Regions from separate parts of the Homo sapiens genome. Here region 2 is linked to region 1. The links are chromatin contacts, found by Hi-C in ENCODE. All regions are on one chromosome and are shown on one strand. Each heading gives the region's core, a stretch centred on a gene start or an enhancer-like site at or near the end of the contact. The rest is flanking DNA. Distances are from core to core; before and after follow the strand shown. Region 1 holds the start of PANK3 (pantothenate kinase 3). Region 2 has its middle 49 kb from the start of SLIT3.

Region 1 (6,894 bases), core at 2,544-5,043:
CAGGCGTGGTGGCACACGCTGGTAATCCCAGCTACTTGGGAGGCTGAGGCAGGAGAATCACTTGAACCCAGGAGGCAGAGGTTGCAGTGAGCCAGGATCACACCACTGTACTCCAGCCTGGGGTACAGAGTGAGACTCCATCTCAAAAAAAAAAAAAAAGAATAACAATCCAAATAATAAACATAATCATTACTTACTGATCACTACATATATGCCAGATAATATGTTACATACATCATAGTCCATGTTCTGTTGCTTTTTTTTTTTTTTTTTTTGAGATAGAGTCTTGCTCTATTGCCCAGGCTGGAGTGCAGTGGTGCGATCTCAGCTCACTGCAAGCTCCGCCTCCCAGGTTCACGCCATTCTCCTGCCTCAGCCTCCTGAGTAGCTGAGGCTACAGGTGCCCGCCACCATGCCCGGCTAATTTTTTTTGTATTTTTAGTAGAGACGAGGTTTCACCATGTTAGTTAGGATGGTCTCGATCTCCTGACCTCGTGATCCCCCCATCGCGGCCTCCCAAAGTGCTGGGATTACAGGCATGCGCCACTACACCCAGCCTTTTCTGCTGCTTTTAACAGAACACTTGAAACTGGGTATGCTATGTTGCTGGGGCTGGTCTGAAACTTCTGGGTTCCCAAAGTGATGGGATTACAGGCATGAGCCATCATGCCTGGTCTCACCATGTTGCCCAGGCTGGTCTCAAACTCCTGGGCTCAAGCAATCCACCTGTCTTTGACTCTTATGGTGCTAGGATTACAGGTATGAGCCACTGCACCTGGCCTCCGCCTCTTTTAATAAAGGTAAAAGATAAGGAACCACATGGCACCAATCAGACCAGATTTTGATTCTAGATTTTACGTTTGATTTACTATTACTCTTTTAATAAAGCCTCTTTTAATAAATCCATTAACTCCTTAAACCATCAATCCATGAATGAATTAATACACTCATGAGGGGAGAGTCCTCACGATCCATTCACCTCTTAAAAGCCCCACCTCTCAATACTGAATTCAGACCATGTTCGAATACAAACATTCAGACCGCCATGTTACCTTATTCGCATTTTTCACTTAATCCCCATCTCAAACCCGTGAAATGTAGGCATTATTATTTCCAACAAGAATCAGAGAGACGGCCAGGTACAGTGGCTCATGCCTGTAATCCCAAAACTTTGGGAGGCTGAGGCAGAGGATTGCTTGAAGCCAGCCAGCAGGTCAAGACCAACCTGGGCAGCAAAGTGAGACCCCATCTCTACAGAAAATAAAAAACTTAGCTGGACATGGTAACACATGCCTACAGTCCCAGCTACTCAGGAGGCTGAGACTACAGTGTAGCCACCGCCCCACCCACAGATTGCTCTTTGAGGTTACGGTGAGCTTTGCTCATGCCACTGCACTCCAACCTGGGAAACACAGTGGGACCGCATCTTAAAAAAAATTTTTTTTTTAAAGAATTAGAGAGATGAAGTAATTTGCCCATGTTTGTTAACAAGTGATAGAACCAATATTTGAATTTGTGTGAATTCTTCTTTAACTTTTAACATTTTTATTTTATTTTGGAGATGGGTCTCACTATGTCACCTAGCCTGGAGTACAGTTGTTACCAGAAAGGGATCCCGATCCAGATCCCAAGAGAAGGGTCTTGGATCTCTTCCAAGAAAGAATCTGGGGAGAATCCAGAATGTAAAATGAAAGCAAGTTTATTAAGAAAGTAAAGGAATAAAAGAATGGCTACTCCATAGGCAGAGCAGCAGCATGGGCTGCTCAGCTGCTTATACTTATTATTACTTCTTGATGATATGCTAAACAAGGGGTGGATTATTCACGAGTTTTCCAGGAAAGGGGCGGACAATTCCCAGAACTGAGGGTTCCTCCCCTTTACAGACCATATAGGATAACTTCCTGATGTTGCCATGGCTTTTGTAAACTGTCATGGCACTGGTGGGAGTGTCTTTTAGCATGCTAATGCATTATAATCAGCATATAATGAGCAGTGAAGACGACCAGAGGTTCCTTTCATTGCTATCTTGATTTTGGTGGGATTTGGCCAGCTTCTTTACTGCATGCTGTTTTATCAGCAAGGTCTTTGTGACCTGTATCTTGTGCCAACCTCCTATCTCACCCTGCAACTAAGAATGCCTTAAACTCCTGGGAATGCAGCCCAGTAGATCTCCGCCTTATTTCATCCAATCCCTATTCAAGATGGAGTCGCTCTGGTAAATGCCTCTGACACAGTTGCTATTCACAAACTCTATCACATACAGCCTCAAATTCCTGGGCCTCCCACCTTAGTCTCCCAAATAGCCGGGACTGCAGACACACACCACTGCGCCCAGCAAGTTTTTTTAGTTTTTAATCATTGTATTTCAAAAAGTAGTTGGGAGGATTAAATTTAAATTTTAAAAGTAAGGCACTTTGCAAAGTGTCAGCCCTTGGTATGTACTCAATAAATGGTAGCTTGTGTCCTCTCCTGTCCTTCTTCACATCCCTTGGCTTATCATCTGCAAGAAGGGGCAGTAAGGCTCTTTGGTAAGCGGGTTTCTTTGACTGGAATGCCCAATCCTCTACTGCCAACCCTCTATCCATCTATTGTAAAAACTACAGAATTCCTGGCCATCTAACTGGGCAACAAAAGTGAAGGCCAAGAGAAGATACCCAATGCCATCTTCTCCCATTCCAGCTGGAGGACTAAGACTCTAGGAGGCAAGGGGAAAGGGTGTCCTGGCTTTACTGTGAGAACTGGAGCAACTAAATTTTCTTCTCTGGGAGTCAGTTTTCCCTTTAGAAGGAGAGAGCTGGGCTGGAGGGCCCCAGGGGAATATGGATCGGTGGCAAAAAGAATGCTCAGCAAGCAATTTAACTCCTCAGACCGTGCCCCATCTTCAAAATGAGTGACAATAAAATGAATAATTGCACGTGGTCCACAAGGCCCCTGAATTTAAGTAAATCACACAAAGTGCTTAGCAGAGTCCCATGAACATAACGCGTTCCATAGATGTTACCTCTATTCCTGCTATTGTCATCATTCCGACCCTAACATTCAAGGTGTCTCTATTAAGCAAAAGGATTCCTTTGTGAATAATTTTAATCCGCCAATGTACTCAAGGGTCTATCTTAAGCACAGCTCTAGAGCCCTGATTGTAGCGCTTTCCATGGCCTGACGACCAGCTTTCCTGTCTCAAGGGGAAATCTGAGAATGGCCGAACAGCCATGACAGTCCTCTCGAAGAGTTCATTCCCCCTTCTCTCCGCGACCTGCTGAGGTCTGAGCCCGACTTCCCCAGCACGCCCATCTCAGTCACCATTGGTCGCCTCCTCGCTGGCGTGACTAAGACCCAGCCCTCTTCTCGCTGGGACCACTCTGAGGCGATCTGCGGAAGCTGAGGGGCCTCGGAGGAGGGGCCGCGATGCATCTCGGGCTTTGTAGTCCACCTGCACAACTACAGCCAGAGAGCGGGGCCTCACGAACCGGAGAACTACAATCCCCAGCAGCCGGGCGGAAGCGGAGCGAGGGGGGGCTCGCGTCACGTGGGCGTTCGGCCTGGGCGGGCTATTTCTCAGTGCGGCGGCGGCGGCGGTGGCGGCGGCTCCGGGGACCGGGGCCTTTTGTTTGGAGCGGCTGCGGGGGGGCCCCGGAGCGGCGAGGCCGGCGGCCTTCCCCAGCTTGCTCGGTCCCGGCCACCCCTCGCGGGGGTGGGGGGCCGCCCCCTGGGCCGGGCATCTCCTCAGGCGCCGCCGCCCCGCCCTAGGCCGGCCCCGCCCGGCCTGAGGGGAGGAACCGGCCGGGCCTCGCCGCGCGGCCCAGCCACCTCCGGAGTCGCCGCCTCTGCTCTCAGTGCCCCGGATCGGAGGCCGTCCATCGCCCCTCGGGCCGACGCCATGAAGATCAAAGATGCCAAGAAACCCTGTAAGACGGGGGCTGGGGCCCGCCAGGTTGGGAGGGCACCCTTGGGCCCCGTCTGAAAGCCCCTTGGCTGGGCGGTCGGCTTCCAAGCCCGTCGCTCCTCGCCGGCGCTTCGTCCGGTATGGGGGCGGAGGGACCATTTGAGCCACGAGTTCGAGGCTTCCGTCCTCCCCATCCCCCTATTCATGCATGGTGAATGCCTGCCGCCCCCTAGCCTTTCCTCCCACTTTCTCTTCGAGATCTGGGAGGTGCCAGAGGGAATTTCTGATTCTGATTTTTGTCAAACCAGACTAGTCTCCTCTCCCAGCTCCCCCTGAATTCAGGTTGAAAAGAGGCGGTCGCGGCTGTCAGGTTGCGCTGGCGGCTTTTAGCACCTGTTTTTAGGGATTTCCGGGCTTCCTGCTTGTGTCCTTGAAATGCCGGTGGGTTCCTGGGAGTTGTCACTGTTGTTACAGTTGGAGCTTTCAAACGTACGTGCATGCAGTCTGCCAGTGTGTAATTGCTTTGGCTTGTTTTTGTTTAGAATATCAACTAGTTCATGTTTGTTTTAGAAAACGCAGATAAACAAGAAAGATAAAGTCACCCGTATTCCCCGCACCCGGAGCGAACCGCTATTAATATTATGGTGAATACCCGTAGATATTTTTCTATGCATGTACTTAAATTCTGACTATGCTTTTAGAAAGGTCGACTTTCATTTGCTTCCTTTTATGTTTAGTCTTTTAAAAACCTTTTATTCCAGTAATTGACTTATTTAATCACCCAGCCATTGTGATTGTCACTCTTTTTAAGTATAGCCTCCCAGAAGGACTAGGAACGTGGGGATTCATGCTCATCTTAGAGTCGTATTGATACTTTTGCTGTTTTTACAGTGTTTCATGTGATCTCTTTAACTGTTAAGAAATCCACAACTATAAAACAGGGCGCTGACACCTTCCCTGCCCGCCTATCGGGGTTCCTGTAAAACTCACCTGAGAGGCAACAAGCCAAAACCCTGTGAAAACTACAAATTCCTATATAACTGTAAGGTAATTTGGTCTTAACTTCACAGGTGAGGAAATTGAACTTAGCCCCAGAGTAACTTTTCCAAGCATGTACCAACCATGTGCTATGTGGTTCATAACTCTAAGGGGACTGACTCATAATACAGTGTTCTTTCTCTTGCACCCATAGAGCATTGTCTAAGTACTTTATCTGGTAGTTTCATCTGTTAATTAAAATTTTTAAAAAATTATTTATAACTGAATAGATCCTGTCATAGTTGTTCAAGAAATCTATAAAATAGTGATGTGAAGGCTTAAATGAAAAGTAATATAGAGAGACTTTAAATTTTCATTTGCTGAATTAAACTAATGCATCTTGAACAGGTGCAGTAATTAGAACACTTGGACATTTTCCCTCACGCATACGTTTTCTCTGCTTCTCTTAGAATTTCCATTTGGTGAACAGTGTATGACCAACTCAAATTCTGACTCTTGTGGTGGTGATTATTTTCTTTTGTCATGATAGTGATTTGATTACTTAGATTTGAACAAACTAATAATCAGGTATGAGTACTACCTCCTTCAAAGGTGTTTTAGGAGAGATTATAAAGATTATTATGAGAAGTTTATAAAATAGGGCTAGGCACGGTGGGTCACACCTGAAATCCCAGCACTTTGAGAGGCCGAGGCGGGAGAATCGCTGGAGGCCAGGAGTTCGAGACCAACCTGGGCACCATAGTGAGACCTCATCTCTACAAATAAATAAATAAAAAGATTAGCCGGGCATGGTGGCACACGCCTGTAGTCCCAGCCAAAGACTTAAAAATACACATTAGGTTGAGAAATTAGAGAATACCCCCTGTTTTTCCCCAAATAAGTTGATTATTACAACATTGTGGTATGTTGTGAGACCATTAATCTTAAAATTGAATCATGCTGAAAATCTGGTCAGTTACTATGGTGTAGAAGCCTAACATTTTTATATGTAAAAGGTAACTTTACTGTCTGTTGTTTGTAGTAAAAGTAAGGAACATGACGTTTTGTGTGTGGGAAAGAAGGTATTTCAACCATGAACTGTCCCAGATAATAAAAAATAAGGCTGGACACGGTGGTTTACACCTGTAATCCCAGCACTTTGGGAGGCTGAGTGGGGCAGATCACGAGGTCAGGAGTTCGAGACCAGCCTGACCAACATGGTGAAACCCCATCTCTACTAAAAATAGGAAAATTAGCCGAGCATGGTGGCACGCGCCTGTAGTCCAAGCTGTTCGGGAGGCTTGAGGCAGGAGAATTGCTGGAACCCAGGAGGCGGAGGTTACAGGGAGCCGAGATCACGCCACTGCACTCCAGCCTGGGCAACAGAGCAACACTCCGTCTCAAATAATAATAATAATAATAATATTAATATTATTTTAACTTTAAATCACTCAGGTTAACAAAAGATATATTTGTTTTGTTTTTGAATACCTGTATGGGGTTTTTTTTGGCATAATTAAAACATTTATTGATCACATAGTGTGTGTATGGCATTTTCTTTATGTGCATTGCATCATTTAACTGCATACTAGAAGAAGCTGTATATTATATTGGCTAAACAAGTGACCTTGGCTTCACATTATTTACCTAAGTGTTAGAAAATATTTCTTCTAAATACATTACCAATATCTTAACAGGTTATAAACCCGAATGCATATATTAACCAGAAGATTTAAAAAGGAATTAGTTTCATCCTCTAAATTGTGTAACTGGAAGATTAGCATTTGAAATTATGTGTTAATTCAACGCCAGGGGAAGGAAGGAGAAAGTCAATCCTGTGTTACTCTCTTCCCTGCCTGCCATGATTTCTTAGGGTACAGATTTTTAAGATTGTGTTTGGGTTACCTGTATAGCATGTAACTGGATTAACAAGGTGATAGTAAAAGGTGATACATGTATTTAAGTGTGGTGTGATGTAGGTTTTGAGTTTGTGCTTTATTAACCCAAGTAGTAAGGTACTTGAAATTTTTGTT
Region 2 (6,894 bases), core at 1,684-4,183, 770 kb before region 1:
AGTTTTTCATCTGAGTTGGATCTATGGTACTTCTGGAAGGCCAAGAACTCTCGGGAAGGATCTGCTGACAAAGCTATTTTTCAAAGAGGAGAAGGAAGGATAGAGGATCCCACCTCTAAGGCTTTACTCTACTCGTTCTATTATTGGAGACTTCTCTTTTCTGCCTTTCTCTTGTGCTAGTCAAATCATGCTTAAAAAGCAAGTAGGATTTGGCCGGGTGCAGTGGCTCACGCCCGTAATCCCAGCACTTTCGGAGGCCAAGGTGGGCAGATCACCTGAGGTCAGGAGTTCAAGACCAGCCTGGCTAACATGGTGAAACCTCGTCTCTACAAAAATACAAAAAATAGCTGGGCATGATGGCAGGTGCCTGTAATCCCAGCTACTTGGGAGGCTAAGGCAGGAGAATCACTTGAACCTGGGAAGCAGAGGTTTCAGTGAGCTGAGTTAGAGCCACCGAACTCCAGCCTGGGCAACAGAGCGAGACCTCGTCTCAAAAAAAAAAAAAAAAAAAAAAAAGCAAGTAGGATTCAATTAGGCTGTGTGTGATTAAAAATACAAAATAGCACTGGTGAGAATGGATATTGAAGGACAATTTGCCATCTCTAACCCAAAGGATACTACCATATATGTAGACCTTACTTCAGAAGAGAGGCAGTTTTACTTAATGGGTGGAGCCATAGACGCTGGGTCCAGCTTCCTGGGTTTAAAGGCTTATTAGCTGTGCTTACCTCTAGAGCTTATTAGCTGTGTTCCTTGAGCAAGTTACTTCATCTCTTTCTGCTTCAGCTTCTTTATCTGTAAAATGAGGATTATAACATCAGTACCTGCCTTACAGCAATGTTGTAAAGATTAAATAAACCAACCTATGCAAAATACTTGAAAGGGTTCCTGGCATAAAGTAAGCAATATATAAGCATATAAATATAAATCTAATTACCATTTTCAACATGTTCCAGACACAATGCATATATTGGTCTTATGAAGTAGATATTTATTTTCTCATAAATGAAACAAAGACTCGGGAAGTTATACAACAAAAATAAATCCTGATAAGAATAGAGAAGAGAAGGTTCCTATTGCCAGCCTGGGGAAGTCCTTGAAAGCTTTAGGGAAGAGCAGGCAGATGAGTACAGATGAAAGGAAGGGGAGCATTGAAACATGAATAGATGGAGAAAAAGAAAAACATTCCATGCAGTGTCGTGGGTGCCAGGTCTCCTGGGAGAGGACATTAGATGCCCAGACTTGGACCAGCAATGACATTCCATTCACTATGCATTGAATGAGCATCCATTAAATACATACCATGACACAATTATGATGGGAAACGTAAGATAATACATGTAACCCCAGCCTCAGTATGTCTACTATATGTTCTGCCAAAATAGAATGAGTAGGTGAGGTGGAGGTTGCTGACCTTCATGCCCACCCTTTTATTGCATTATTTTCTAATAAATTCCTGAGCACTGAGCAGATGAAATATGCCAAAGAAATAATACTTTGAGGTCCATTCCTCTGTTACCAAAACTGTCATCAGAGTTTGTCTCCTCATTGGTAGCTTCAGAATAGGCTTTGCAAACACAAATGCCTATAGGGCCAAAAAGGCCCTTGAATGTTACTACACAAGTGAAACATTCTGGATATAAGTGCAGGGGCATCAGAATGTAAAAATCGGGGTGAAGACTCTGGAAACCTAGGGAGCACACCACCTGTACCAGGGATATCCATTCTTCACTTGCAGTGGGTTATTGCCAGGTCTTTCAATGCTTTAACAGAATCAGAAATGTGGTATGTAATGTAAAAGCTCCTTATCTTTAAAATGTTGCATCAAATATTGTAAACAAAACTAGGTGTGCCAAACAAAACATGTTCGAATGTCATTTTTTAAAAACTCTTGGCTACCAGCTGGAGCTCAAACAAACAATGACATGCAGTGAATGCTCTTATCCTTTCCAGGTCTCTAAGAAAACCCAAAGTCCCTGCCTCCAACCTTCCTCCCCGACAGATACCCACACTACATCCCCTCGCTCCTACTGGCTCCCCAGACAATGAGCTGGACAATATGACCCAAGAATTTCACTGCCAAGGTATTGCTGCCAAGGTTTTCGAGTTTCAAGTCCCTAGTTTAGAGTGAGTCATCTCAAATTCAATTAGTGGAGAGTTCCTCTGGGTTCAGTCACCAGTGGCAGAGGGAGAAATGACTCAGACGGTGGAGCATGCAGTGCCTAATGGGTCCAGCATGTGGGGGCTTTTGAGATTGTTGGGCACGGTGCTCATGGTGCCCGAGGGGAGTACAAAGCGGGGCTGGAGGTTGCAACATGCTCTCAGCTCAACTCATTGTTGGCTCTTTTGGACTGAAAGATATTTGAGATATTTGTATTTGACCTCAAACATATGGTGGATCTAGCACCTCAAGGATATATATTATTATAAGCCTGTTGGCTCCTATTCCAGCCTCGTTTCCTTCTGCCAGCCTGAACTGCACATTTTGCATTCTGGCATTACCAAACTATTGTAATTCCCCAGGCTCTTTCTTGCCTCTATACCTTAGTGGTGCCATTGTTTCCCTGGAATACCTATATGTGCTTCTGACAAACTCCTTTTTGTGCTTTAAAGCTCCAAACAGACATCACTACTTTTGGGAAAATAACTCTAACACCCCCCCATTTGTTAAACTTGTATTCTTCCTTTGTCCATCTATAATTTGAACTTACTTTTCACATTGTATAAAAACCATTTGCTTATCTGCTTGTCTGCCTAGTTAAGGAGAAGCCTTTAAGGTCAGAAAGCTTGTAATATTCTTCTTTACAGATGAAAGTACCTTATGCATGGGCAGGCAGTCCATCATAGTTTACAGAGCAATCTTGGATTGAAATACCACACAGCTCTGAAATGACTCAGCGTGGACTATCTCAATCCTATGGGCCAGACCAACAGTATCATTAACTCAGCCTCTGCCATGTAAGCCCTTCTGAGTTGTCTGTGGTCATAAGCACAATAGTTAGAGCAGGAAACACAGGAATGCACAGATAATCCAAAAGTCAATAGTTTAACCTAGCCCAATCATTCACTCAAATCCAGTAAACATCTTTTGAATAACTGCTCTGTCAGGCACTGTTCTGGGCACTTGGGATATAGCAATCAATAAGATTGCTCTTATAAAGCTTATATGTGGTAGGGAAGAGAAATTAAACCAGTAAATATAAAGAAGAGGATACCAAGTAATAAGTACCCTAAGGAGCATCACACAGGATAATGTGATACAGATGGATAAGGTGGGGTGGGATTTTAGATGGTGTGGCAGGGCTAGTCTTTCTAGGAGCACTGCATTTGTGCTGAGACCTGAATTATGAAGATCTAGCAATAATAAGATGTAAGGACAGAGAGAGCATTTCCATAGACCAGTGGTCTTCAACCTTTTTGGCACCAGGGACTGGGTTTTCCACAGATGGAGGCGAGGGTAGGGATGGTTTTGGGTTGATTCCAGCACATTACATGTGTTGCACACTTTATTTCTATTATTATTACATTGTAATATATAATGAAATAATTATGCAACTCACCATAATGCAGAATCACTGGGATCCCTGGGCTTGTTTTCCTGCAACTAGACTGTCCTATCTAGGGGTGATGGGAGAGAGTGACAGATCAACAGGCATTAGATTCTCATAAAGAGCACCCAACCCAGATCCCTCGCATGTGCAGTTTACAATAGAGTTTGCAGTCCTATGAGAATCTAATCCTGCTGCTGATCTGACAGGAGGTGAGCTCAGGCGGTATTGTGAGCCATGGGGAGTGACCGTAAACACAGATGAAGCTTCACCCACTCACCTACTGCTCACCTCCTGATGTGTGGCCAAGTTCCTAACAGGGCCCCGACCAGTACCATTCTACAGCCTGGGGGTAGGGGACCCCTGCCATAGAGGAAACAATGACTGAAAATACTTGGCACTGGAAATGAACCTTGTATGTTCAAGGAAGAAAGAAGGCCAAAGTGGCTGGAGCAAAGTGAGAGAGGGTAAGAGATAAAATGGAAGGTGTAATCAGGTGCCAAACCAGGAAGTGCTTTATAAGGCCATAGTGAAGAATCCAGATTTTTTTTGATGTGATAAAAAACCAATAGAGGGTTTTGTGCACCTTTCTTCTATTCTGTCACTTTCTTCCAGTGGGGATGTATGCTCTATGAGAGAAGGAGGAGAAACAGTAGAATGGAGTAGCTGAGGCTGAGATTGAGCACAAAATGTCCTTGTGCTTATGGGCCTAACTTCCAACTGAAAGGCATTTACTATTAGTGCTGGGGTCAAAGTCTTGGCAGTGCTATTAGGACACTTGCAGACTCCTTGAGGTGCATCATTATTGGAAAGATTAGACTACCTCAAAGTGCAGTGTCCTTTCTGATGGTTATAGGAATCTTTATGGACCTACATCCTTTTGCCCTATTAAATCGCCTAGAACATTGCTTCTCAAACCTTAACATGTACAAAAATCACCTGATGGTTGTGTTAAAATATGAATCCTGATTTGGTAGAGTTACTGCATTTCCCATCATCTTTTAGGTGATGATGAGACTGCTGGTCTGCGGTCTACCTTTTGAGAAGTCAGAGGACTAAAGTCAAAGTCCTTAGACTGCCTCCAGTTCTACTGTTCAGATCCAGTCCCATTGATTTGAGGGCTGGAGTGTTCTCATATAAAAAGAGGTAGAAGATGAAAAGTAACTGAGATTTGAAATCATATCTAGGCCACTGAACCCTGAACTAGGCAGTGAAGCCAGACGGACCACGCCAAATCAAAGCCCTGGAAGTTTCATGTAGTCATTCCAGACATGCCCCTGAGGCCACCAGAGCCATTTGTTCCAAAATCACTTGGAAGACAGAAAGCAATTTGAAATCATGCCTGAGCCCCAGGCACCCAGGGCTGCCCAGTGGGGTCAGCTGCCCCTGATTGAATGGCACTCCATTTCTGTCCCCCAGAAACACTGGGATCCCCAGCCTGTTCCTTCACGAAGGTTCTCTTTTTGTATTGCTTCAGAGTATTGCACAGGATATTAGCCACTTCCTTCTCTATAATTCATCCTTCCACTTTGCCATCTGGAATATTTCTCTTTTACAAGTGCCTAAGTTGTTACAGTTTGAGGCAGTTGAATCCTAACTTTGCCATTTGGGGTAATTTATTGTTTTTAATGCTTTCTTCCAAAAATTCAGATTCTGTGGTTTGAAACAGAATCCAGCCAAGATTTTTGCTTCCTAGTTGGACATCTGGTTGTCTGTCCTTTCCAGGTCTTCTCTGGGTTTATTTTTCAGCTTCCCGCAAGTGACTATCAGCTCACTCCTCTCACTACATCCATTATTTTCCCCATTCCCAAACACAAAGCCCTTGTGTTTTGTTATTATTGTTGTGACAAACACTGTCATGGCACTGTCATTGACTGTCCTCAATGTCACGGTCACATCCCTTATGTGGGAACTAAGAAAGTTCGTGGGGACCAGTAGGCTGTAGTTTCAGTTGTAACAAAAAGGTACTGTTTACCCTAAAACACCTTCCTACTGATACTCCAAATCCTAATAGATATTTTTTGAGTTACTTATCACATTCTTGATGTCTGGAAGACAGACAATAGGTGGAAATCAGTAAAAGATGAACAATGAGGTTGGAGGAAGGGGACCAAACATTTATTCAGTATTTACTATGTGTCAAAACTGAAACTGAATAGAATAGGTGATATCACCCCTACTCTACAGATGAAGAAACCAATACCCTGAATAGGTTTCCCAAGGAATCCTGAGTTACAGAGCAATGGAGTCAAGATTGAACAAGTTCTAACTCAAAGTCCTTATGTTTGTCATTATTTGATGCCGTGAGGTTAGTACTGGAGGGTTAGATGAGGAACAGGACACCAGGCAGAGAGATGAGAATTGGATTCTGGGAGTATTCGAGTGTGGGATAACTGAGCCTAATCAAGCAGGTAGCCAGAGTGGGCACAGAATTTCAGGACCAGGCACCAGCTACTAGACAGACGCTCCATCATGACCTAACCTTGGCATTATTGCAAGATTTTACAAGCTTCTTATTTATGGGAAGAGCCACACTCTGAATTTGGCTATCTTGAAGGTTACAAGTCAAAGTGAATGGCAGTAACCTGCTTTATGGAAACCCTGAGTAGGTGTAGAGCAAGACAAGTTTATCCCTGGAATCCCTTCCATGATCTTATTTGAAGAAGTATTCTTAGGTAACAATACCCCAATGGTTCCCAACCCATGGGAGCTTCTGAATAGTTAGTACACCTGGGACCCATCCAAGACCAACTGAGTTGGGTTTCTAGGTGTGGGGCCCTGGCATCTGTGCTCTCTGAAGTTCTCCAGACCTGATGAGCAGCCAGGGTTGAAACCACAGCCTTGGGTTAAATGAGCTTTCTGTAATATATGTTATTTCTCTGAGAGGTAGGACAGAGTTACAATGCTGCAGAATTCTAAGGGGCAGAGGGAGAAGGGGGAAAAGCTTCTGGTCCTAAAAGTTGAAAAACTGAGTTTTTCTCTTTTGGAAGAAGATAAAGGCAAGTTTTAAACACCTCACAATTTTGCCAAAGAATGGGCCACCTAGAGGTTCTCTGTCCCATGTTTGGTGAGTCTAACTTCTCATGTTTCACCTCTGTGTAGTCAAAGTAAGGTTTTACCATGGTAATATCTGACGCCCACTTTAAAAGCTTAGTTTTATAACTCATTGCACTACAGAGTCTCCCATTTGTCTAAAGTCCTAGCAGCCAGAGAAAATGGCATTTTGTCAGTTTTAGACCAGGGAATCCAAGAGACGGCATGGTTATTTGTTCTGTCCAAGGTTGCTTACTGAGTTATCAGGGAGCCAGACCTAGGTCTCTGTCTTCTCAGAGCTACTATGTTTAAC

What was found. A loop is a pair of places that touch in the nucleus more often than their neighbours do. Pooled maps may share reads with other maps.
Region 2: a loop to region 1 is called in a map of PC-9, with 13 times the contacts of the local background. The contact joins the enhancer-like site here to the promoter of PANK3 in region 1. A Hi-C loop is called at or near these places in 2 of 168 maps with a recorded cell type or tissue (PC-9 and endothelial cell of umbilical vein), 1 of 37 single-sample maps with no recorded cell type and 4 of 50 pooled maps.

The regions. Positions count from the first base shown.
Region 1 is chr5:168,576,267-168,583,160 of GRCh38, reverse strand. PANK3 (pantothenate kinase 3) reads left to right here and starts at 3,793. Exons shown (of 7, transcript NM_024594.4): 1 at 3,793-3,905. The coding sequence starts at 3,878. RefSeq lists a silencer at 3,516-3,845 and enhancers at 3,362-3,905, 3,996-4,065.
Region 2 is chr5:169,346,235-169,353,128 of GRCh38, reverse strand. No RefSeq gene overlaps it. Among named protein-coding and RNA genes, the nearest start is that of SLIT3, 49 kb to the right of the region's middle. Within about 2 kb of position 2,933, at least 5 of the 41 ENCODE cell types and tissues checked have a DNase peak (open chromatin) inside an H3K27ac peak, as active enhancers do; they include PC-9 and endothelial cell of umbilical vein, where a contact is called at or near this core.